Regions from separate parts of the Homo sapiens genome. Here regions 1, 3, 4, 5 and 6 are each linked to region 2. A link is a loop called in an ENCODE intact Hi-C map of the cell type or tissue named here. Cell type or tissue: heart right ventricle. All regions are shown on one strand. Region 1 overlaps FNDC3B (fibronectin type III domain containing 3B). Region 2 overlaps PLD1 (phospholipase D1). Region 3 has its middle 29 kb from the start of GHSR. Region 4 overlaps FNDC3B (fibronectin type III domain containing 3B). Region 5 has its middle 14 kb from the start of TMEM212. Region 6 overlaps PLD1 (phospholipase D1).

Region 1 (4,000 bases), 690 kb before region 2:
GTAAAAACATCAGGACCCACACAGGACAATGCAGCAGAGGTGGTTGCAAACAAAGACGAGAAAGAATTCCATGTGATCTTATAAACCATTCTTTGGTTTAAATTCTAAATGGAGCACAAAATTTTTTTCCCATGAATAAAGTTGAAAACTTTCTGAAAAAGACTGGCTGTTCTTGAAATACTCCCTAGAAATGTGTCCCCTGAAGTGCGGGGGATAAACCATGTGTGTGGCACCATCAGGAAGAGGAAGGTGAGGGACAGTGTTGCGGGTGTGGATGGGGGGAATGACACACATAAAAAACCTGGGTCAACATACTTCAAGAAGAATATGGACATCCTCAACAGACAAAAACGTATATGGTCTTTAGAAGAAAGCTTTGAAACTTAACTACAAAGCATAAGTCTTCATCTCCAATTGTCCAAATTGTCAATGTCAATGTGAAGGTTAGTTCACTCACCCCACTCTAAGTGGACTTCTTTGTGCTTTGGTCTACCCAAAACCCTCGGTGGTCGACATTGACCTGGTGCAATGCTTAGTGTGCGAACAGGGAGACTTTCAGAACACTGCAGGAGAAACACCAGAGAGAACCATCTCTTAGTTACTGTGAATTTATCAGACCTCTACATATCAGGCAAATTCCACCCCATAACTGCAAATGTTACCGAAAAGGGGTTACACACTAAATGTGTGCACATTATGGTATGCTTTTAATGTAATTAAGATCTTCATATAAATTTATGTGTGTGTGTTTTAAGGGTGGCTATAGACTTCATATGGCACTGGGAAAAACAAGAATGATTATTTTTGAAGTTAGATTAGCAGACATGAGTACTGTATATCCTAAGCACACAATTCTTTTCCTTCAAATCAAAATTAGAAAGACCCTTCATGAGGACAGAAGAGAACACAAAACGACAGCTGGATGAAATTTTAAAATGGTACCATAAATGGCCAACCACTCACATACAGAGCAGAAAAGCAAATAAACTCAATATTAATCAATTGATTCTGACATCAACCAGCAGGTACTGTTAATGCTAAAATAAGCAGTCCTTTATTTTGCAGGATCTGGTTGCGTAAGGCTAGTGGTATGGAAGCTGACCTACTTCCTGAGACGGGAGAAAATCAGGTAGAGCTATACAGCTCAGCCACATTCAGTTTTCTTCCTGAGAAGTGGCACAGAGGAAATGAACTCTATGCATTTGAGCAGTTCAGCCTCAGTGCCACCTTGTGTAGTGCCTCACACATAGGAAGGACCACTGATAATCTCAGCTTTGATTTGGATTTACTCCACCTGGGAGGCATTCCAGACAGCTTCGGCACTGTATAAAGATGGTCCAGCTGGACCTTCTCCTCACAGGCAGTGTCTACATGGGCAGTCTAGATGCCCTAGTACCATCCTTGGGGGCAAAAGAAAGTAAACACAAAAACTGATGTTGCAAGTGGGTTGACTAGAAAAGTTAGGCCTTCAAATGGCAGGTATTCTCTTGAAAAGTCAACCCAGCACAGGGCTGTAAGCCACCATCTCTCCTTCTCTTTCATTTTAAATGTTTAGTGGTTTCAAATCATAATGTTAAATATCTCTACAGTGAAAGTATCTTTTGGCATCTCGTTTCTCATTCACTTTTCTGAGTGTAAGTTAAAACCATTTAGATAACAATTATTTCTAGAGTACTCCATGTATATTTATTAGGTTGTTTTGCGCCTATGAGAGTACTATGTGGTTGAAACTAAGGCTCCTGACATGTTAACAGGTTAGTCTAAAGTCATATAAATAGTAGAAACAAAAGAATGGATGCTGCCTACAGATGTGTACGTTGGGTACCACACAACTTCAGGAGGTGCCACTCAGCTCAGTCATCATGGATTTATATTGTTTTTGCAACAACTTTCCAGCAGATGGCAGTAAAGTACCTTGAGGAAGGTATGTCTCAAATTCTTAAAATTGATAGATGTGGTAACAGCAGTGCTGTGCAGGTCTTATCTTTTTACTCTAAAATCTATAGTTTTTTAATCATTGCAATAACCGAGGTCTCCTTTATTTAGTCAATGCAAATTCCAGACAATTTTCAACTGTCACAGGTGATTATGTCAAAGCCTTCTGAGAAATGAGTGAGTGACAAATGTACCCGAAAATACCACAATTCAGTAGGGAATCATTTAGGCCTATCTTATACCTCTAAACAGCAATTCAGAAAGCTCTATTTTTCATTTCCTGACATGATACTATTAGGTTGCATTACCAAGATACATTGTTTAAACTGCAATTTGCTTCTGATGTTATAGACAGTTTGTCCGAATTTGATCAATGAGGTTTACTTTCATATGGAAACAAAACCAACCTGGCTGTGTCCGCCGGTACTGATGCAGCATGCTCGGAGTTTGTACAAAGTGCCTGGTTTCAAGTGGGTGAAGGTGTATTCGGTAGCCGACCCACTGTAGGCCACTTCCCACTGATTCGCTGTAAAACAAGACTTATGCATGACTTTATGCCTCTTGTAAAAATGTAGCATATCAGCCATTGCTGACAAGAAAAAGCTCTATGTTTTCATGAAAACCAACATCTTCTTTTTCTTTTTAAATAGCCAGAAAGCTCTTCCTTTTTCTTTTACAAAGTTAAATACCAAAATAACATTGAGTCATTTTTAATACTTAGTGTTGCTGGCTAGACTACCTATTATCACCACAATTACATTTGCTATGAGGTTTGGATGTGGGAAACCATAATGAAACGTGCCGCTGGCATGGAGGGAGTGGTAGGAGACACAGAACAGGGGTGGGCAAGCTATCAAATGCTCCTGGTGTGAGGAGGCCTCAGGGGCAGCCAGGCACGGGGCTACTTCTTGGCCACGAGGCTTCTGGCAAGTCTGGGGTGGTACGCAAGAATTTCTCCCTGTTCTTATCTGCCTAGAGGTCAAAGGAAGTGAAATCCTCTTTTAAAAACTGGGTCTTTTGACTGCCTTCATGGAGCTCCACTTAAAAGACAAAAATTACAGGCGGTGGCTCACGCCTGTAATCCCAGCACTTTAGGAGGCCGAGGTGGGTGGATCACCTGAGGTCAGGAGTTTGAGACCAGTCTGGCCAACCTGGCGAAACCTTGTCTCTACTAAAAATACAAAAATTAGCTGGGCATGGTGGTGGGCACCTGTAATCACAGCTACTTGGGAGGCTGAGGCAAGAGAATCACTTGAACCCAGGAGGCAGAGGTTGCAGTGAGCCGAGATTGCGCCGTTGCACACCAGCCTGGGCGACAGAGTGAAACTCTCTCAAAAAAAAAAAAAAAAAAAGACAAAAATGCCTACGGGGGTGACAAATTAAAGACCAAATGTGGCATGACCCAAGTGATCTGACCGCTTTGTGGAACTGAAGAGAGAAACGGTCACCAGGAGTCTGGGTGCCCCCCAAGGCTGATGCCGTCAGAAGCAAGGGCACCCAGGGCTGCCTCAGCCGCCTGCCTGACTCACAATTCCAGGCCACTGGGAGGCTCTTCACTCCTCTGTTTTATTCCCACTCACGCTGTGTTTCCAGTTGACCACTTTACAAAAGCCTTTTACTACATGAAGTTGTTTTAGGGGAAATGCTTTTTCTATTCCCTGGTATTTTAACTAGAGTAACTTCCACAAATTCCCCCAGCGGCTTATTAGTTTAGATTCACAACAGAGTCGCATGCACTAAGGCCATATGAAGAAAGGCAATAGCAAAGGCAATTATCCTGATATTACAGGTCAAAAAAACCTGTACTGAAAAGGTGACTGGGAGCAAGGATTACTGAAAAGATTCAATCACTCACTCAGCCATGCAGTCACAAAGTTGTTAACTGGAAGTCCAGAAGGGCCCCTACTTTTGATTTGTCATCAGTAGCTAAAGGGAGCCATGAGAATTCAAAACATACTTAAATATTCACAACGAGCCACTGGCATATACATGACTTCTAACCTAGTTGGGTTTTTCTAATGAAGAAAAGCTAAACCAGGTTTTTTGTTTGTTTGTTTGTTTTTTG
Region 2 (4,000 bases):
AAAAAATTAGAAGCAATTTAAATGCCTATCAGTAAAGAACTGGTTTAAATATTAAAGTATAGATGCATGGTAGAATATTACCTCCCTGTTCTTAAAAAGTAACTATGTTCTGGCCAGGTGCGGTGGCTCACGCCTGTAATACCAGCACTTTGGGAGGCCGAGGCGGGTGGATCACGAGGTCAGGATATCGAGACCATCCTGGCTAACACGGTGAAACCCCGTCTCTGCTAAAAATACAAAAAATTAGCCGGGCGTGGTGGCAGACGATTGTAGCGCCAGCTACTCGGGAAGCTGAGGCAGGAGAATGGCATGAACCTGGGAGGTGGAGCTTGCAGTGAGCCGAGATCGCACCACGGCACTCCAGCCTAGGCGACAGAGCGAGACTGGGTCTCAAAAAAAAAAAAAAAGTAACTATGTTCTTATGTGGAAGGATTTCCAAGATACCCTGTTAAATGATAAAAATCATGTTCAGAAAAGTGTTTATAGTATTCTAATATTTGTGTAGAAGGAAAAAATACATATATTCTTATAAATTCTTACACTATTTCTAAAAGAACATGGAGGAAACTGTTAACAGGAGTTGCCCTCAGGATGAAGGAGTGAGAGAGATTTTTTTTCACTGTATAATCATCTACCTCTTACATTTTGTACTATGAGCATATGTTACTCATTTGAAAGTAACCTGTTTGGTAGTTCCTCAAAATGCTAAACATAGAATGACCACATGACCCAGCAGTTCCATTCCTGAATATAAACCCCAAAGAACTGAAAACAGGGACTCACAGATACTGTATGCTAGTATTATAGCAGTATTATTCACAATAGCCAAAAGGTGGAAACAACATAAGTGTCCATTAACAGATGAATGTGATATGTACATACCATGGAATATTATTCAGTCTTAAAAAGGAGGGAATTCTGACGCATGCTACAACATGGGTGAACCTTGAAGATGTTATGCTAAGCGAAACAAGTCAGACATAAAGGACAAGTATTGTATGATTCTAATTATATGCAAAATCCAGAACCAGCAGATTCATAGAGACAAGCAGATTAGAGGTTTCCAAGGGGTGCAGGCAGGGAAAAACAGGGTAGTTATGACTGGATAGTCACCGAGTTTCTGTCTGGGATGTTGAAAAGGTTTGGGAATAGATCATTATGATAGTTGTACAACATTGTATATGTAATTGATGCCACTGAACTGTACACTTAAAAATGGGGGCTGGGCGCGGTGGCTCACTCCTGTAAGCCCAGCACTTTGGGAGGCCGAGGCGGATCACCTGAGGTCAGGAGTTCGAGACCAGCCTGACCAACATGGAGAAACCCCGTCTCTACTAAAAGTACAAAATTACCTGGGCGTGGTGGTGCACACCTGTAATCCCAGCTACTCAAGAGGCTGAGGCAGGAGAATTGCTTGAACCTGGGAGGCGGAGGTTGCAGTGAGCCGAGATCGCACCATTGCACTCCAGCCTGGGCAACAAGAGCGAAACTCTATCTCAAAATAAAAAAAAAAGGGTAAAATGGCAAATTTTATATTACATGTATTTTACCACAATAAAATGTAATTTAATTTAAAGACATAAAATATAATTTTATTTAAAGAAAAAAATGTATGTAATATATTATATACACTTTACAAACAAAATGTAATTTAATTTAAAGGAAAAAATTCCTGTTCAGCTTAACCTCTTCTCTACCAGAAACTTCCCCAGAAACATTTTTCCAACCTGATCCCATCCTCCTAAAGCAAATAATACCGAGTGCATAGCATGTGCAAGGGTCTTTGATTGGGTACTACCAAAACCAGAAAGATATGTGGGCAGGCATCCTGTGTTTCAAAGGAGCTTATCACATAGCCTAGAGAGCAGATGTGTGTATCACTATCGTGTAAAGCAGAAAGAGTGCAGAACAGACATCCTGGCCATGTGCTATGAGTGCCGAGGCAAGAATAAAACAACTCTGACTGGAAGAGCCAAGTGGCTTGGCAGAGGAAATAGCCAATAAGGTGACCTAGAAGAAGTGGGATTCACTGGAGGCCCAGAAGGCTGATGAGCCAAGCTTTATTAGTAGGAAGGTGTACCTCTGAACAAAGGGTGGTAGTCTCCTGTCACTGGGCTGTGGTGATGGGAGGATTATACTGTAAGGCAGTATAATCCTGAATTCTGAAAAGGCAGTTGAGGCCAAATGACATCCATTTTTAACTGTCCAGTTTAATTTTTTGACTTTTAAATGTTGGCTGTGGGGAAATAGCTTAATAGCTTAGGTTTTCTTTTCTTTTTTTTTTTTTTTGTCTGTTCTTTTTCGCTATCCTGCTCACCATTTAGGGATGTGAGCCTTTTATTCTTACCAAGCAGCAAACTTGAACAGTTTACATTTTTTAATGTCTTCTTTCCAACTCAAACTATGTTTGCCATCTAGTGAATAATCCATGCCATTACAACAACCTACTCAAGATCCTTGTTTCTTAGCATGGCAGCCAAACTCACAGGCCTCCAAATTTCATTGTTGGTAGTCATTTCTGCCCTGAACTTCTCTTTCCACTTGCCCTGACATCGACTTTAGAGACATCAGTAATAAAATCTGATCCCCCAAAGAGTACTGATAATATTCACATGAAAGAAAAATTTAGTTGTTTAGAAGAAAATGCACTTTAGAAATGAGAAGTTTAAGTAGGATCGGACTTGAAAATTAACCAATGACAACACCTTTGTGTGAATATAGTCCTCCCGGATATCCCAGCGAGATTCATTGATCACAGTGTATGTCACATTCCTTTCGAGGCTTTTTCTTCTCCCTGTATATCCTATAAATAGAGACAAGAACGTTAATAGCTTTTGATTCTGAATAAATGGTACCTATTTGGAGCATACTTCAAATTTCTGATTTTCTGAATGCCCGTCAAAGAGAGAAAGCTACACTTTCTTCTTCTATTGTTATATCATTGAGTAGAATTCATTTTCTTTCAAAGGTTGTCATTAATCACTTGAGAGAATGGGACATGAAATATTGTGTTGTATGTGCAGGGGACTTAAATATACATACTGGCCACTCAGAATTCTTTTTTTTTTTTTTTTTTTTTTTGAGATGGAGTCTCGCTCTGTCACCCAGGCTGGAGTGCAGTAGCGCGATCTCTGCTGACTGCAAGCTCCGCCACCCGGGTTCACGCCATTCTCCTGCCTCAGCCTCCCGAGTAGCTGGGACTACAGGCGCCCGCCACCACGCCCGGCTAATTTTTTGTATATTTAGTAGAGACGGGGTTTCACCGTGTTAGCCAGGATGGTCTCAATTTCTTGACCTCGTGGTCCACCTGCCACGGACTCCCAAAGTGCTGGGATTACAGACATGAGCCACCACGCCCGGCCGGCCACTCAGAATTCTTAAAGGGCCTAGGGTAACATTTTACAGCTGAAAACTCAGAGTTTCTAAGTAGATAATGATGACTTCTGTTTTGGAAAATGTAATGGGTCCAGTGTGTCTTTTTGCCCCTGCGATCTAGGCTATGAGAACTGATTTACTCAACAATTATTAACTGAATGTCTACTATTTCCACGGCTCTAGCTAGGTACTGTGTTAACTATTAAGTTCTTTTTCCAAAACTTTGTTATAGCCTCCCCTACCCGCCTCTTTCCATGGGATCCAAGCAAGGATTTCTTACACTGCATTTTGTCCTACAAGCGATTATGCTGTAGAGAGACAATGGGTACAATTTCTACTTTACTGCCAAGTTTAGCTTGTTATTCAGGCTATGAAGCGATAGCCTGGATGACAGCTTCTGTCTTCCAGTCCAACAGCACACCCTCCCAAGTCCTGAAATGTGACAGAACGTGTTGTAGGAAGCCATTCACTCAATCTCAAAAACCATGTGAACTGCTTGGCTGTCATCTAAAATTGATACTACCTTTTATTTTTTGGGTGAATTTCTCTGCATCTGACCTTTGCAGGGAAAACCAGAAATACCGGGTATATGTCGTGATACCACTTCTGCCAGGGTTCGAAGGAG
Region 3 (4,000 bases), 830 kb before region 2:
CTACAGCTGAGGACATTGGGGATCAGTCTCAAATCCATCTCCCTGAGTGACTAAAATTAGGGGTTTATATAGCAGGGAAGAAATGTAACTATGTGTGAGAAAGCAGGAACTGGAAAGGGGTAAGAAAGCAATCATAATGAATGAGGGGCCTGGAGTCTCATTGTCCTGATGCCATGATGTGGTGAGTCTCAGTTCTTTGATACTGTTTGAGAGGCCTGGGGGTCCTTTCCCGAGGAAGGAACTCAGATAAAACAAAGGTAAGTTTCACACTGTAAGATCAGAAAAGTCTATTTCTACGTTTATCCAAAGAAAAAAAAAACCCAAAAACTGTTCATGGGACTATTGGGTTGGATTCATTAATTTTATGTGGGTTCATAGGGCTGGTTCTCTGTAGTATCTTTTTTTACACCTTACACATACATTATAATTTTGCAGTTTAAATCTTACCTGAATAGTGTTGGTAAGCATGCCAAACCAGGGATTTGGGGGGGTAATGCACTACTCTTTGGTCCAACCAACATTTTTAAAAACTTTATTGGATCTTATAAATTGCACATGAAAGGTATGTTTTTTATTATGAGTGAAATGTAGAAATGTATGAAGAAAAATGTTAAAAATCTGTAATCCCCCCACTCCCTTCCCATCATGAAGGATCCAATATTAAAACTCTGTGTCCTGGCTGGGTGCAGTGGCTCATGTCTGTAATCCCAGCACTTTGGGAGGCTGAGGCAGGTGGATCACTTGAGGTCAGGAGTCCAAGACCAGCCTGGCCAACATGGTGAAACCCCATCTCTTTCAAAAATAGAAAAATTAGACAGGCATGGTGGCAATGCACCTGTAATCCCAGCTACTTGGGTAGCGGAGGCAGGAGAATCACTTGAACCCAGGAGGCAGAGGTTGCAGTACAATCTCCAGTGAGACTCCATCTAAAAAAAAACCAAAAAACCAAAAAACTCTGTGTCCTTTCATATGTTTCTCCCTGTTCCCAATATTCTAGCTTAATTAATTTTTTGTTTTACAAATGGAAATATATATACATACATATATAGGTATATGCATATGCAGTTGTGTATAAAACTCAGCAACTCATTCCTTTAATAGTACATAGACTCCTTTCCAGATCAAAGTATACAGATTTAATTGGTTCTTTTAAAATACTGCATAATAACTCATTGAATGAATAGATTATAATTTATTCCAAGATTTGATTGTTCCCAATTATTTGTCACTACAAATAATGCTACAATAAACATTTTTGTCATTGATCTCAACATTCTGGATTCCAAATTGGGATTTCTGGGCCAATTTAACATTTTAGATGTTAAAAATACCTGTCTGGCCTGGCTGAGACAGCACATATCTGTAATCCAAGCATTTTGGGAGGCTGAGGCAGGTGGATCACTTGAGGCCAGGAGTTTGAGACCAGCGTGGGCAACACAGGGAAACCCCATCTCTACAAAAAAATGAAAATAAATAAATAACTCCCTGATTACTTCCTTAATCTTTTGTAGCACATTACACACCTAGCAACAGAAAATGAGAATGCTCTGGTCCCCACATCATCACCAGAGTGAAATATTACTATTTGTGTTCCTGTTTGCCAGCCTGATGAGTGAAAACAGTATCTAATTTTTGTGTTAACCACCAACATTCTTTACCTGCTGCTTCCATTCTGGTCAGCAAAGGTGGTGCAGGTACAGTGGCTTCCTAAGCACACTGCTTCTCAGTACCTCCTGGTGAGCATTTAAAAATGCTGATGCTCAGTCTTCCTCAGAGACCTACTGAATTGGAATCTTCCTGTGTTTGTTTACGTTTTAATTTCCACAAGTGATTCTGATACAGCTAACTTGGCACCTGTTCACTGACAGGCAACTGAAAATCACGAATAGAACCTATGTAGACTTGAAAAACCTACATTTCAAACCCTGTGGTGTGCGAATTAAGTATTTAAGAAAACAAGATACCCAAGTGATCATTCTGATTAAATGTTCAAAAATTCAATTCACCTGCAACATTTTAATTCTATGAATTGTTTTAACAAGGGATGATGCCTGCATGTTACTTCCTCTGCTTCAGAAACTAAAGCCTAAGATACGGGAAGCAGCTGTGGACTGGCTATTTTTGAAGGACAGTTTTCTGGACAACTGTGGATTCCTTCTTGTAGAACATGAATACTGATCTTTTTGACAATGAAATAAGGTCAAGAGAGTCTTGGCCTCTCATCGCTGGACTCTGTCCCATCCAACCTCCTCACTTGAAGCATAGAGAAAAAACTGCTACTCCAATTTTTATCAGAATGGACCTAGACAGGGCGAGGGATTTCTAAAGACAATGGCCCTTGAGGAGAGGTCAGCTCAGCTGTTTGAGAGGCGTGAATAGCAAGGCAGGGACATTCTCTCCTCTCTCCTTGAAACCAGACAGGGGGCAGCCACCTTGTTACCACACACTATGAGCTGCCACCAGGTGGCGAGTTTCCCTTATTTTCCTCAAAGCCCAAAGTACTTGAGAGAGAATAAAATGACTTCAAATTCTGGTTAAAATGAAAGTGAAGAGGAGTAGTTTATATCTGGACCATAAGTAATCAGGGATGCAGACGAGATAATCAGAGCATTGTACCGACATGTCCTGATTGAGATCTTGCCACCAATGGCTTCTGGTAGTTATGTCATATCCTCTCTGTGTCTCCGTGCCTTATTTATTCAAATGGGGATAATAACAAAACCCAACTTGTAGCGGTTATTAGGAAATGATTAATATGAGTGACGTGCTGAGATACGGCCTGGCAAGTTCTAAGCATTCAATATGCTTAAAAAAAAAAAAAAAGAGGGAGGCGGAGCTTGCAGTGAGCCGAGATCGCGCCACTGCACTCCAGCCTGGGTGACAGAGCAAGACTCCGTCTCAAAAAAAAAAAAAAAAAAGGAAAGAAAAGAAAAGAAGACGAAGAAAACCTCTGGTACAGAGGTTTTACAGCCTCATTTTAATTGCTTTCATGCTGATTTTGATTTCAGATTTCTCTTTATTCTTAAAATCTCCCAGAAAGTCATATTGACGTCAAAATTGGAAATGACCTAGTTAAAATAGATAAGTATAAAACAGGGCTCAAGTACGTCCTGTTTTGAGAAAAATCAATGTATAAAACCCTCAAGTTTAATAAAACAGATAAATTTAAGAGATTACAAAAGAGCATTTTAGAAAGAAATGAATAGCAGTCTTTCTTTAAAAGTAAGCTTCCTTTCTGCATTAAGAATTTGGTTCAACTTGTGAAACTCACTTGCTCCTAACTGCCCTGTGAAGTGAGATGAACGCATCCTTAGGATACATTGGGAAGATGAGCATTCTGCTTCTGCAACGCCTGCTTCCCCTTTTTGCACACGTTCCCTTCCCTACAAACTTGCCACACTGCCTGCCTGCCTGCAACCCATCCCCTTTTGTCTCCCAATCCTCTCCCTCCTGGAGGGGCACAGGCAATGGATGAAGATCAGGAGGATATACAACACAGTCCATGGTACAGGCTGAAGGGTGGAGAGGAGTCCTCCTCTTTCCCCCAAGCTCCAGGAAGCTCATCACATGAGTGGAAAGTTGGAGAGTGACCTGGGCGCGGTGCTGTTTACACTTGGGCAGACTTCTGGTTGGGGGCAACTTTAACTCCAGGGAGTTAATAATAATCATGTGGGCAGGGCATGGTGGCTTACCCCTGTAATCCCAGCACTTTGGGAGGCGGAGGCGGGTGGATAACCTGAGGTCAGCAGTTCGAGACCAGCCTGGCTAACATGGTGAAAACCCATCTTTCCTAAAAATAGGATGTGGTGGCGAATGCCTGTAATCCCAGCTACTTGGGAGGCTGAGGCAGGAGAATCGCTTGAACCTGGGAGGCAGAGGCTTCAGTGAGCTGAGATCGTGCCATTGCACTCTAGCCTGGGCAACAAGAGCAAAACTCTGTTTAAAAAAAAAAAATCATGTGGAAGAGGAGGAGGAGCCGTCTATTGAACTCTTTCTCTGC
Region 4 (4,000 bases), 710 kb before region 2:
ATCTAATTAAGAAAAACATGAAAGAAGAGAATAATCATCAGAAAATGTCTTAAGTACGAAATAATAGCAAACAACGAAAATCCCTTTTGGTGGGGAAAAGATGGGCTCCGAGTAAAGTTATTCATAGAAGGCTTCCTGGAGGAGGAGTCGGAACTGGCCTCCCACCAAGCTCCTGCTCCTGAAAGCTCCTTTGACACCAATGCCACCATTCCAGCTCCAGGCACTGAGACTTGCTCTTCTCATACCCTGCTCTGGAGGCAAAAAAACCTTGAAGGATAAGGTTTCTACAGATAAGATCTCTACCTATAATCTGGTCACAACCCATCTTTGAGTTCATTTCTTCCCTACCGAACATTAACAACAGATTTTCTGATTATTTATTTACTATGTGTCAGGCCCCATACTAGGTACCTGACCTCTTATCAAAATACCCAACAACTCTGTTAAGTAGTGAAAATTATTATCCCCTTTTTAATGGTCAGGAAACTGAGGCACAGAGAGCTTAAATAACTTCCCAAAGTTTGCAGAGACAATAAATGAAGGATAGGATTGAAGTCAAGGCTGTCTGACTCGTCTGCTACCACTGAACTACCCAGAACTTGTCTCCTAGTAAAGCCCATCTCACCTTGTTATGACAAAATGATTTATGATTCACTTCTGGGCAGCCTAACATAGTGCTTACCATATAGTAAGGGCTCAATACATGTTATTTTTAAGCCTTTTTTACTTAGCAAAAGGAGTACAAATGAGCAAAACAAACAAATCTACTTTAAGTTTTGGTTGCCTGCCAGCTCAGTCTGAGTCAGGCATATAATAAGGTTGTTTAAAAAAAAGTAATCTCAGGCAACCTCACTAACTGCTCAGTATGGAGAACAAGGAAGGCAATAGTCCTGGTCTGCTCTGAGCCAGCCAACCAGACCATTCCTGGAGGTCTGGGCACTGCACATCAGCGAGGCCACCAAAAACCTGAAAACATTTAAAGAAGAGGTTGGAGGCAGTTATAGAAAACCTGTGCTAATGAAGACAGTGTAAATGATGGTGGGATGGGTAAATAAGAGACAGCTGACATTATAACGTAATGATGTTTAGGCCCCCTCTGGGGCCAATTGCGGCCTACAGGTGTAGGGCTCAAACACCTGTATTTTGAAAAGGTTCTCCAGGCAACTCTTACATACACTGACATTTAAGAATCACTGCTCTAGGGCCAAGGTTTTCAAGTTTCATAAGCATCAAAATCTCCTGAAAGGCTAATTAAAGCACCAAGTGCTAGGCCCCCCCCCTAGATTTTCTAATTAAGTAGGTTTGGGGTGGAGCCTGATAATTTGCATTTTATCGAGTTCCCAGGTGATGCTAATGCTGTTGGTCCAGGGACCACACTTTGAGAATCACTGCTATTGAGGAAGTTCTAAGGTCAGCAGTTGATTTTAGATATAGAGAGGTTTATCCACAAATAGAATGGACTGCCTGGTGAGTGGAAGCTAGAACCACTGCCCCTGTCACTGAAGATGCTCAAGCCAAGGACTGGGAAGGGGTGATACCAGGTGATCCGATTACCCTCTTATCTTGCCAAATCTGTGACTACTTGGCTGGAAGCACACAGAGCAAAGTTAGGTTTTCATTTTTAATAATACTGTTTTCCTTCAAATTAAAGGACAAATTCAATTTCTAACTCAATTATAAACTTAAAGGAATGCCTTTAAAAGTAGTATTGTAATTCTAGTGAAATTTCTACAGAGTGTGTCAGCAAGCCAATGGGTAGTTTGCTATAATAGCACCCATGGAGAAATGACCGATCCATTGAAGAAGCTTTTTTGCATTAGTACATTTACTAGAGAGGTGTACAACCCTGTCCTGGCAACACAGAGAAAGAATAAGCTTGGTATGAGAACAATATGTAACTGCTGAAGGCTTAAAAAAAAAAAAAAAAGAAAATCAAACAAAAGAAACAAGTCTTTTATCCAAGCTCCATGGTCTGCTTAAAATGTTTCATTCCACATGTTTTTATCTAGAACATCATGATCTGTTCATTTATATTTTAACCAATTTATAGGACAGAAAAAAGGTGAAATAAAAGTTGATTGGGCCAAAATTATACCTTTGGTTCCCTGAAATACTCATTTTGTATTTCACTATAATTACTGCAATTATGTTTTTGAAACATAAAACAACAAGACTGTGGGTTGACCAGAGTTCTATTAATACTATACAGTATACCCAATTGTGTACTATAGAAACTAAAATTCCTAAAGCTATAAACCAGTTGGTCTTAAGTATGAATTATTATTATTATTATTTTTTTTTATTGTTTATATTTCTTTATTGAAAAAATACTCATTTACTGATACGGGCATACCAATATCTTAGTTATAAACATTAGCAAGCAAAAATATTAATTGAACTTGGTCCCTAATATTTAGTTTATGATTTCATGATATAAAATATAAAATGTACTATTATTAAATGATAAATACTGACTCATAAAATGTAATTCAGATTTAGTGAACAATGGATTAAAATTGGAAACAATTTAAATATGATAATTCATATTTGAAATTTTTTTCTATTTGTATATAAACAGAAATGGGTATGTAAAACTGTCCTACATGTTAACCAGAAATAAACTACTATAGAATGATATTGAACATACTTTGAATTTTTAAGGTTTTGATTGATTTTCCTTCATTTGGTAGCCTATTCATTATTTTGAAAAATCAGCCTCTACTTCAAGATGTAAAAGAAAAAGCAAGTATGAATTATTTTTACCTCAAGTATGTAATGTCCAGTTTATAATTTATTGATTGGCCAGCAAAGACTATCTAAAGTTTTTTTTTTTTCCCCAAGATCAAACATTTGCCTTTTCTAAAGCTATTCAATTTCCATCTGTCTAAAATGGTATCTTCAAAGCTATCTTATAAGGAAAAGGTGGCATTCTCCCAATGTGAGTTTCTTTTCACATTCAGCTCAATATACTAGCCTTGGCATATTAACACTGAATTAAATTATTTATGCTGCATTCATAAAATACTTTTTAAATAGGGTCTTGAGGTTTTACTATCCAAATCTAAGCTCACCTTTCCATAGTTCCTACACTACTAAACCATTTCATCTTCTCCATAACAGAACTATCCTCTGAGGTGCTTTCTGGTACGTGGAAGATGTTTTTGATAATTTCAACGGTTACCTGGCATTTAATTAGTAAACAATGATTCTCAACATGTGTTCCCTCAGTTGAACCCCTGAGCTCCAGATATTTTTTTAGAAGTCATTAAACAACTATAGGTTGTTTAATAAAAGTCAACGTATCTCCAATGCCATCCTTTTAGAAATCTTAAAAGTTTTACCATCATTTAAGCCACTGTTAAGGTCGGCACAATTTCTGGAAGAAGCCAAATTCTTGGGCTAACATATTGCCAAAGCCCTTTTATAATTTCTGACTTCAATGTTCAGAGGACTGACTTGAGGATTTGAGTCCACTCTGGGGTAGAGACGGTGCAGGTTAGAGTGGACACAAAACCGTCCAGTGAGTCCCTGAACCAGTGTGGCTTTTTCACAGGTCTTCTGGCCTGAGGGATCAAGGTGAGACAATACTCTGGACATCTGGGCTCTTAGAAACAGCTGGGAGATGACATCCACTTGGTCATTTTCCCCGAGAGGTTTACTTAGATCCCCAAGTGCTGATGTGCTGATGCAGATTTCTACTCCCTTGCACTCACCGGTAGGTGGTTTCTGGAAGGAGATCTTTCATAACATGCATGGTGGTGTTGCCCACGGTAATGCTAGTGTCTCCTAGATCAATGGTGTAAGCAAGGATTTCAGATCCGTTATTGCACGGCTCTTCCCAGTTCAGTACAAGGCACGCAGAAGGTGAATCAGGGTAGGCATCAAGGGGCTCCTCCTCCAGGACACAGAGAGTGGAGACGGGGTCAGGGGCAGACGCTGGCGTCTGGCAAAGGACAAGTTCACTGTACGGCCCTGCCCCTGCTTGATTGAAGGCCTACAA
Region 5 (4,000 bases), 180 kb before region 2:
CAGACGCAATATTCACCAATCAAGAAATATAGTAATGAGGGCAGACCATATGATTACAAGGTGCTTCTAAAAAGCATATTAAAATCTAGCATTATTAAAGTACTATAAATGCTTGCTTATGACCAATGAAGCCACAAACACTGTGAAGAGTTCATTTTATGTATTAATAATAATAAAAATTCTCAGAAAAACTTTTTAAGTTTTTCTTGTTAATTCTGGGCTAGAGAAGACAATCTTTTCTTTTTCTTTTTCTTTCTTTTTTTTTTTTTTTGAGACAGAGTCTCGCGCTGTTGCCCTGGAGTGCCGTGGCGCGATCTTGGCTCACTGCAACCTCTGCCTCCCAGGTTCGAGTAATTCTCCTGTCTCAGCCTCCTGAGTAGCTGGGACTACAGGCATATGCCAACACGCCTGGCTAAATTTTTTTTTTTTTTGTATTTTTAGTAGAGAGGGGGTTTTCACCATGTTGGCCAGGATGGTCTTGATCTCCTGACCTCGTGATCTGCCCACCTCGGCCTCCCAAAGTGCTGGGATTACAGGTGTGAGCCACTGCGCCCGGCCCTTTTTTTTTTTTTTTAATTAAAGACATTTCAAAGAGCACATACACATTGATCAAATCTGAGAAGCATTTACAACATAGATTTAATGCCATTTTGAAAAATCGACATATAATTATTGTACATTTTTATGGGAAACATAGTGGTGTTTCAAAATGTAAAATCTATTGTGATCATATCAGGTTAATTTGCGTAATCATCATCTCAAACATCATTTCTTTATATTGGGAACATTCAATATCTTCTTTCTAACTATTTAAAAATATATAATCTATTATTGTTAACCAGAGTTATTCTGTAGTGGTATAGAACACTGGAACTTATTCCTCCTCTCTAGCTATAATACTGCATCCTTTAATAAGCCTCTCCCTATTCCCTCCCCCATCCCCCATCCTTCCCAGCCTCTAGTATCCTCTGTTCTACTTTCTACTTCTATGAGATCAACTTTTTTTAGCTTCCACATATGAGTGAGAACATGTGGTGAGGAATAATTTCTATAGTTGGTTTTTGAAAAACATAATTATTTCAGTTAGGAAAACCTTATGCTCTGTTTTCTTAGAAGAAAGATTTGTATAATTTTTGGTGCAAATTTAGTGAATAAAAGCCTTTATTTTTAACATATGAGTGTAACTCTGGAATGAAAAATCAGTAGACTCTTTCTAACCTAAACATGGTGTTTGTCAACAGTAGACACTCTGAAAGCACAGAGGAGGTATTACTTTTACCAGCTTTTCCTCATGAGGAAAGATACGGGAGTGTGCCCTTTGAAGGATGTACACCAGTTTTCTCTTCTAACTGTTTTTCAAAATAGTTTAAAACACACGAGAACCCTGGTGCTCTAGGCCACACTATTTTCCTTTACTTCACCCTGGCTGCAGGACCGCGGGACTCTGTCCCAGCTCGAATGTTCCAGGAGATGTCTCCCTCAGGAGCCTGCTCTTCGGGCAGCACAGGCTCCCACACTCATTTCCTCCAGCTGCCTCCAGGTGGCCCTGGGCCCCATGCCTTCTGCAGCTGCTGCAGTGATTCCTGCTGTTGCTTGTCCTTGGCAGATGGTCACAGTATGGTCTATCCCATTATCTTTGGACCCAGCTACTGGCCTTGACTTTCCTTCTGTGGGAGGATTTTTCTTCCCCAGTGGACTCTCAGCTTCATGCAAATACAGCTGACTGTAGAACCTCCTTAGTCTTGTCTGAATTTGCAATAGTTTAGCCTGACCTGGGGGCCCTCAGTTATGTAAAGATTGGGACTATCACTATCAATCAGTCATCTACTACATTGTGCTTAGCACTATTTGACACTGCAGAAAGAAAGAAGAAAGGAAGAAAGGAAGGAAGGAAGGAAGGGAGGAAGGGAGGGAGGGAGGAAGGGAGGGACTAGAAATGAAAATCCTAAAAGGCATATGTTTCCTGACTGTAAGAAATTTATTGTCTATTTGATTATAATCACTCATAGCTAATACTCTGCAAATTTTATAATGAGATGACTAAACCAGAGAGCATATCTAGAGGTCATCTTAAAAACATTTGGTAAGCAGTCAATCAATAGCAATCAGTCCAACCAGCAAGCTCCTGATAGATATCATTGCAAAAAACATTTTCTCCTTCCAGGATCAAATCCAAGTTCATGGTTTTAGCAAATGAAAGTAGAAAACCTCTTCTATCCATCAATCTCAAATCCAATTTTGGCCTAGACTTCAGAACAAAACTTAGCTCTAACCATTTTTTTAAAGTCCTTATGCAATATTTTTTCACAAATACTCTCACAGAGGAGGAAATTACAAGGTAGGGAAATTGCATAAGCTATCTACTCATTAGCAGATCTAAGTACTGGGTCCAGAGTTATGTATGAACTCCAAAATCACCATCAGCCGTAGCATTGCCCCTGTGGCACTGGGGAATGTGTCCAAAATTCTCTGGGATGAGGCAGCACCCTCCTCCTGCCTCCCCATCCTACAAACCCAATGTGGTTGGGCCAATAAGGGCACATACACACAAGCGATAAAGCTTGTCATCTAGTCAGAGAATGGGGAGATATCACTTCTCTGTTCCGGGTATGACAGTCTTATTAATACTGCCTATCATCACAGCAGCGTTGCTGTCATGCTCTTAGATACCACTGAGCTTGCAGTGAGCTGAAGCTCTCAGGTCTTTTATTGCATGAAGTCTCGTTAAACCAGCCATCTCCCCAATCCCATCTATGTGAAGTTGATTTGTCAAACTTTACACTATTATTGCTTAAATTCTTGGTAATTTTAACCCACTCTCCAATTCATGTTAAATCATTGTGAATCTTGATTTTGATATTTTCCCTTAGTTTTCATCTGCAAATTTAATAAGCACAACTTTAAAATTTCCATCTACGTTATTATATGAAGGTGCACAGAGTCCTGTGGCAATTTACTGGAGACATAGCTCCACGTTAATATTCGCACATTATAATAAGCACTTTTTGGATATGCTTATTCAACCAATTTAGCTTTCACATAATAAAATAATAAGAAATCCCATGTGTAACTATTCTGATTTACCAGCTCAGTAGGTCTATCCAAATATCATATTAGGTTTGTTTATGATAACTCATTCCTAGAGAATTCTCGCTGGCTCATTGTGATTCTTCCTCATCTTAGAAAAATAATAACATTCATGAATAGTTTTCTGTTTATAAAAGTAATAAGTGTCTATTTGTAGAAATGTTTTGAAAACAAATGCATAAAGAAGAAAAGCCACACAGAATCTCACCTCCTATGACTGTAGGCATTTTGGTTCATTTCTTTTCAGCTTGTTTTTTATGTTCACTCCTCCCTACTCCATCCCTACCGTCGTGCCTTACACACATCTTATGAAATCCCCTCCGCTGTTCACTCCGCGCCTGCCCTTCCCCCAGCTTAAACATTGAGAAAATATGAATACAACAAAACCAGAAAAAATGGTGAGAAGACTCGGAACTTTAAGGTCAAAAACTGTAAGTCTAAAACAGAAATGTTTGCATACATATTTGTAAGAGTGACTATTCTTGAAACCAGGTCAGAGGAAGTCAAGGAAGTCTGAGGTATAGACTTAGAGTTATCACGGCCAGGAGCAGATCAAGATAAAGAGAACACAGCCTCAGCCAGTGCAACTACCACCTGTCATCTGCACCAGGGAGCCACGCGGTTGCCCAGGTAGTCTTGCTGATGTCCAGTGGAAGCCACCAGCCAATACTGGCCAGTAAATTGTCTTGCGTTATAACCTTCTGTGGCCAAGGCTTTGCCCTACTTTATACAGCCCTTTCTTCAATAGCCCCAAATAATATCATGGAAGAGATAACTCAACTTTAGTACAAAGCCTTACCTGCATTAAATGAATTTAAGACCCAAGTAAAATCACTGCCATCTCCCCTCCAACGTATGTATTTTGGGGAGTCTCTAAGTTTCTGTCAATCTGAGGGTCTACCAAAGTAGCTGC
Region 6 (4,000 bases), 120 kb before region 2:
TGTGTTGGATTTGCAGTCCAGAGGTCTTGTTAGTAAATATCAGCCCTGCCCCCGCCCCCTTTTTTTTTTTTTTTTTTTTTTTGAGATAGGGTTTTGCTCTGTCACCAAGGCTGGAGTGCAGTTGAATGATCATGGCTCACTGTAGTCTCAACCTCTTGGGCTCAAGCGATCCTCCCACCTCAACCTCCTGAATAGCTGGGATTACAGGTGCATGCCACCGCACCCAGCTAATTTTTTTTTTTATACTTTTTTATAGAGACCAGGTTTTGCCATGTTGCCCAGGCTGGTCTCCAACCCCAGGGCTCAAGCGATTTGCCTGCCTTGTCCTCCCAAAGTGCTGGGATTACAGGCGTGAGCCACCTTGCCTAGCCTAGTTCCTTTCTTATAATTGCTTTCTTTGTGTCGTCGCACTAGACCTTCTAGGTATAAATATGATTTTATACACAGTTGATTTTATTTTTTGAAACGTTAAGTAGTGGAGTGTTGGGCCCCAGTTGGGGTTGTCCTCCCTCACCCCACTGGTGCGTGCTTGTCTGATGCACGGTTTTTCTTCAGGCCTACTCCTTGGAGTTTCAGTGAACCAGAATATCATTTTAATTTTTCTCTTTGAAAAGTCTGGCACTTTTCTGGAATGCCTCAAAATACTGGCATAAGAATTGATTCAGGCAGAATGTACAGGTGGATTAAGCCCAATTGAATTTTGTCTTCAGTTTTGCTGTTTTTATTCTCAAGTGATTCTTCAGAATACGAGATTACCCGAGGATTAAAGAACAGCTGTAAAAATGGAGTGTGACTTGTAAAACATAAAAGTATAGTTAATAGTAATTAAGAAATTAAGTCAATATAATTAAGCACAGAGAAAGACATTGTCTTCCTTAATCTCGTTAATTTAAAGATCTAAAGAGCAATTCTGCCTTTATTAATTTGCCACCAAAGCAATCTGGCATGAAATTGTTCTATAGGAGTAGTTCAATTTGGTGTTTTAAAGTTTGCAACACTTTATGAAATATAGTTTCTCTTGCTTTCATGTTACTTTAAGGATGCTTTAGTTCAGGGTAATGTACTAGTGTTTTAAATATGCTAATATGCTTCTGTTATTGCCATTTTATTCTCCTTTTTTCCCCACTGCGAAATACAGTGTATTAGAAAGGGTCTGTTCTTTCATGTTCTTCTCTGCTTAAAAAAAATTGAGGGGGAAGGGAGACAGAAATAGGTACTTAAAAAAGATCTCTGAGGTGATATGCTAAACTTTAAGGATCCCTTTCCCCATCAGTGCTAAGTTGAAGTTACAATGTTATGGCTGCATGCCATTTCGGGATTACAAAGTGGACTGTATTTTATACCCCCTAAGGCACAATTGTACAGCTGTGTTATTGCCCCTGCCTCTGTAGATATTTTCTTTAACAGTAAGTTTATTACATCATTTTAGCTTTCCCAAAAGTGCAAAGATTGCTATGACTTTGCTATGTTTTATATACATGCCATATATATGCTATTACTACGCATATATGCTATTGTGCAATTATTAATTATTAAATGATATTAAATTTTAAGGAACGACTTGTCCACCTGATTGTAGCTGCCTGATGATTTTAGAGAGAAATATTAAGACATTTTAGTCGTTGATTACTTGTTTGTGCTTGATGGGTACAGATAAAGGTCTTTAAAAGCTTACATGAAACTCATTTGTATCTTGTGGATCTCAGTTTCTGTGTTCCCAAGTGCTTCATAGCTTTTCATCTAGAGATGGTAACAAAGCAAAGACCACAGATTCGAAACAAAAATAATGTGGCAAAGGATTAGATAAGAGGGAAACTCCCTAAAAACCAGATTTTAGGGTTTTCCCAGAGAATATACACGTTAAAATGTTTCCTCCAAACGTGGGAGAAAAAAAAGGACTGTACAGTAGAGAGTTCAAAATCTGTAAATTTGGGGTAAAGTGTCTAAGCAAACCTTAGATTATTCCTGATTCTAGGTTTGGAACACACATTGCATTCTTGCTCTCATTCTGCTGGACTGGCTTAATTTTGTTATATCTGGGTCTTTTGGCTAATAAGAGATGAGCATTTGTCTCATAACATACCATCTAATTTTAAGTTGAGTTTTGTGCTAATTAATTTTTATCCAACATGCTTTCTTGTTGATAGTCAAAGTGACTTAGATGTCTCACACATCTCAGATGGTTTATGGACCTCGCTGTGACCCAGAAGGGCGTGATGCCAATTTTCTTATAAAATGAATCTGAGTTTCAAAGCTGGAGAGAAATTCTTAGGCAAACTTTTTTAACTTGAATTGGCTACGCCCCAAACGTTGAGGAAGTTGCATGGCAGTAGAAGATCAGGACTCTGAGGAAAGAATTGAAGAACTAGGAGTAGTAGTGGTATTAGAGATGAATTTTCTGACCGTCGAACCTTGGTAGATTTTCACCTGATGGACCAGTTCCGTTCTTCACAGCCCAGATCACTCCTTGTTCCTGTGTGATCACACATAGTCTTGATCTTTGCAGCGTACGGTTTGGGAGGTGCAGGCTTTTCATCTGCAGTTTATAGCCTTGTCAGCTTCATGTATTGACTAAAATGAACTGTGCCACATCTGCCTTTTCCATGCCTAACCTCCTGGTTCTTGCCCCCCTCAAGAACCAGGTGCTTGTGTGCACATAGGTCTTATGGTTACGTACCAGAAAATGTGGGAGATTGTGATGCCATCCACCCTGGAAATTCACTATTTTAGTAATGTCAGTAAATACTTAACTTCCCAGAGGGATTGCAAAAGTTGAGGATAGAGTATACTCCTGGAGCTGATCTGACCACAGAGCTCCCCAGTTGCCTGTTTCATTCTGAAGAACCCAATTTAAGTTTGACCCAGCATTTCTGGGGTAGTAGTACTACCCCAGTTAGTAGTAATAGTCATAGCAGAAGTGGTAGAATAGTGGTAATAATAATAATAATAATAATAATAATGAACACATAAAAGTCATTTCCTAAGTGCAGTCACTGTTCTAAGCCCCAGCCCCCCTCTCTTTTTTTTTGAGGCAGAGTCTCACTCTGTTGCCCAGGCTGGAGTGCAGTGGCACGATCACTGCTCACTGCAACCTCAAACTCTTGGTCTTAAGTCAGCCTCCCACCTTGGCTTCCCAAAATGCTGGGATTACAGGCATGAGCCATGTAAACAAAATGCTGGGATTATAGGCATGAGCCTTGTAAACATGCCCGGCCTGTTCTAAGCCTTTTCCTTAATCCTCACAACAACCTTAAGTTGTTGATTTTCTTTATTATCTCCATTTTACAGTTGAGGAAACTATTCAAGAAAGTTAGATTGACCTAAGTCAGAGCAACTAGTAGGCAGCTATGACAGTGTTGTGCATCAGAAGGTGCTGTGGAGGGGGAAGAACTGAAAATAGAATCCAATATTAGAAAAATATAAGAAAAAAATACAACCTAATACATTTTGGATTGTATTATGTCCAATATAACCCAGTACTTATTATTGAGAAACAACCATGTAGATACTGACATCTGTGCTGCTCTTCATTTAGAAGATGCTCTGTTGACTTACTGTCAACCAGCAAGGCAAGCCATTGGTGTCCTTTCTCTACTTGGGTTGGTAAGCTTGTGCTCCACTTTCTCACCTACTCTGCTCGTGACCAGTGGCAAGAACCTGGTGACCAATGGCAGGATATAGAGGTTGCCCATGGCCCGTAAATGAGACCAGTAGTGGCCAGGCCGTATGGAGAATAGCCCACTGCATTGAATACTGTCTTTTAAACACTTAAGCTACTTTTGGGATTTTAGAGACTTTTTAAGGCTAAAATAATAAAGCCACTAAAGCTAGGAACTTGGACTTTTCTGATTGTTTAGTTTTAATTTGGCCAGTAGGAGTGTCCTCTTTATTTCTGCCCAGTATGACTTCCTGCTAGTAATCAAAGCTCTGGTTATTTGGCAGTCTTGAAGGTTTCCTTAAGTTTAGTGGATAACCAAGATTATGAGACATATATTTTTTT

What was found. Hi-C counts contacts between places; a loop is a spot of excess contacts. Peaks named below come from ENCODE experiments on the same cell type or tissue, not always from the same donor. Only the 100,000 strongest peaks of a DNase experiment are listed, where the experiment ranks them.
Region 1: a loop joins it to region 2, with 3.0 times the contacts of the local background. A loop is called at or near these places in 54 of 110 quality-filtered maps.
Region 3: it touches region 2 in a loop (3-fold over the local background); 23 of 110 quality-filtered maps call a loop at or near these places.
Region 4: a loop joins it to region 2, with 2.5 times the contacts of the local background. A loop is called at or near these places in 48 of 110 quality-filtered maps.
Region 5: a loop joins it to region 2, with 2.3 times the contacts of the local background. A loop is called at or near these places in 50 of 110 quality-filtered maps.
Region 6: it touches region 2 in a loop (9-fold over the local background); 85 of 110 quality-filtered maps call a loop at or near these places.

Annotation. Positions count from the first base shown.
Region 1 is chr3:172,339,574-172,343,573 of GRCh38, reverse strand. FNDC3B (fibronectin type III domain containing 3B) reads right to left here. Exons shown (of 26, transcript NM_022763.4): 17 at 2,343-2,461; 18 at 458-563. Among named protein-coding and RNA genes, the nearest start is that of GHSR, 110 kb to the left of the region's middle. In heart right ventricle, CTCF peaks have their summits at 1,694 and 1,894 (motif pointing right); no DNase peak of the experiment used is centred here; H3K27ac peaks cover 417 bases.
Region 2 is chr3:171,644,965-171,648,964 of GRCh38, reverse strand. PLD1 (phospholipase D1) reads left to right here. Exons shown (of 27, transcript NM_002662.5): 22 at 3,942-4,000. Among named protein-coding and RNA genes, the nearest start is that of PLD1, 160 kb to the left of the region's middle. In heart right ventricle, a CTCF peak has its summit at 2,427; no DNase peak of the experiment used is centred here; H3K27ac peaks cover 2,261 bases.
Region 3 is chr3:172,475,947-172,479,946 of GRCh38, reverse strand. No RefSeq gene overlaps it. Among named protein-coding and RNA genes, the nearest start is that of GHSR, 29 kb to the right of the region's middle. In heart right ventricle, CTCF peaks have their summits at 2,248 and 2,457; a DNase peak (open chromatin) is centred at 2,456; H3K4me3 peaks cover 1,240 bases; H3K27ac peaks cover 1,423 bases.
Region 4 is chr3:172,352,797-172,356,796 of GRCh38, reverse strand. FNDC3B (fibronectin type III domain containing 3B) reads right to left here. Exons shown (of 26, transcript NM_022763.4): 22 at 3,714-3,994. Among named protein-coding and RNA genes, the nearest start is that of GHSR, 94 kb to the left of the region's middle. In heart right ventricle, no CTCF peak of the experiment used is centred here; no DNase peak of the experiment used is centred here; H3K27ac peaks cover 779 bases.
Region 5 is chr3:171,827,661-171,831,660 of GRCh38, reverse strand. No RefSeq gene overlaps it. Among named protein-coding and RNA genes, the nearest start is that of TMEM212, 14 kb to the left of the region's middle. In heart right ventricle, a CTCF peak has its summit at 1,531 (motif pointing right); a DNase peak (open chromatin) is centred at 1,540; H3K27ac peaks cover 2,718 bases.
Region 6 is chr3:171,766,971-171,770,970 of GRCh38, reverse strand. All of the region lies in intron 1 of PLD1 (phospholipase D1), which reads left to right. Among named protein-coding and RNA genes, the nearest start is that of PLD1, 42 kb to the left of the region's middle. In heart right ventricle, no CTCF peak of the experiment used is centred here; no DNase peak of the experiment used is centred here; H3K4me3 peaks cover 3,009 bases; H3K27ac peaks cover 2,762 bases.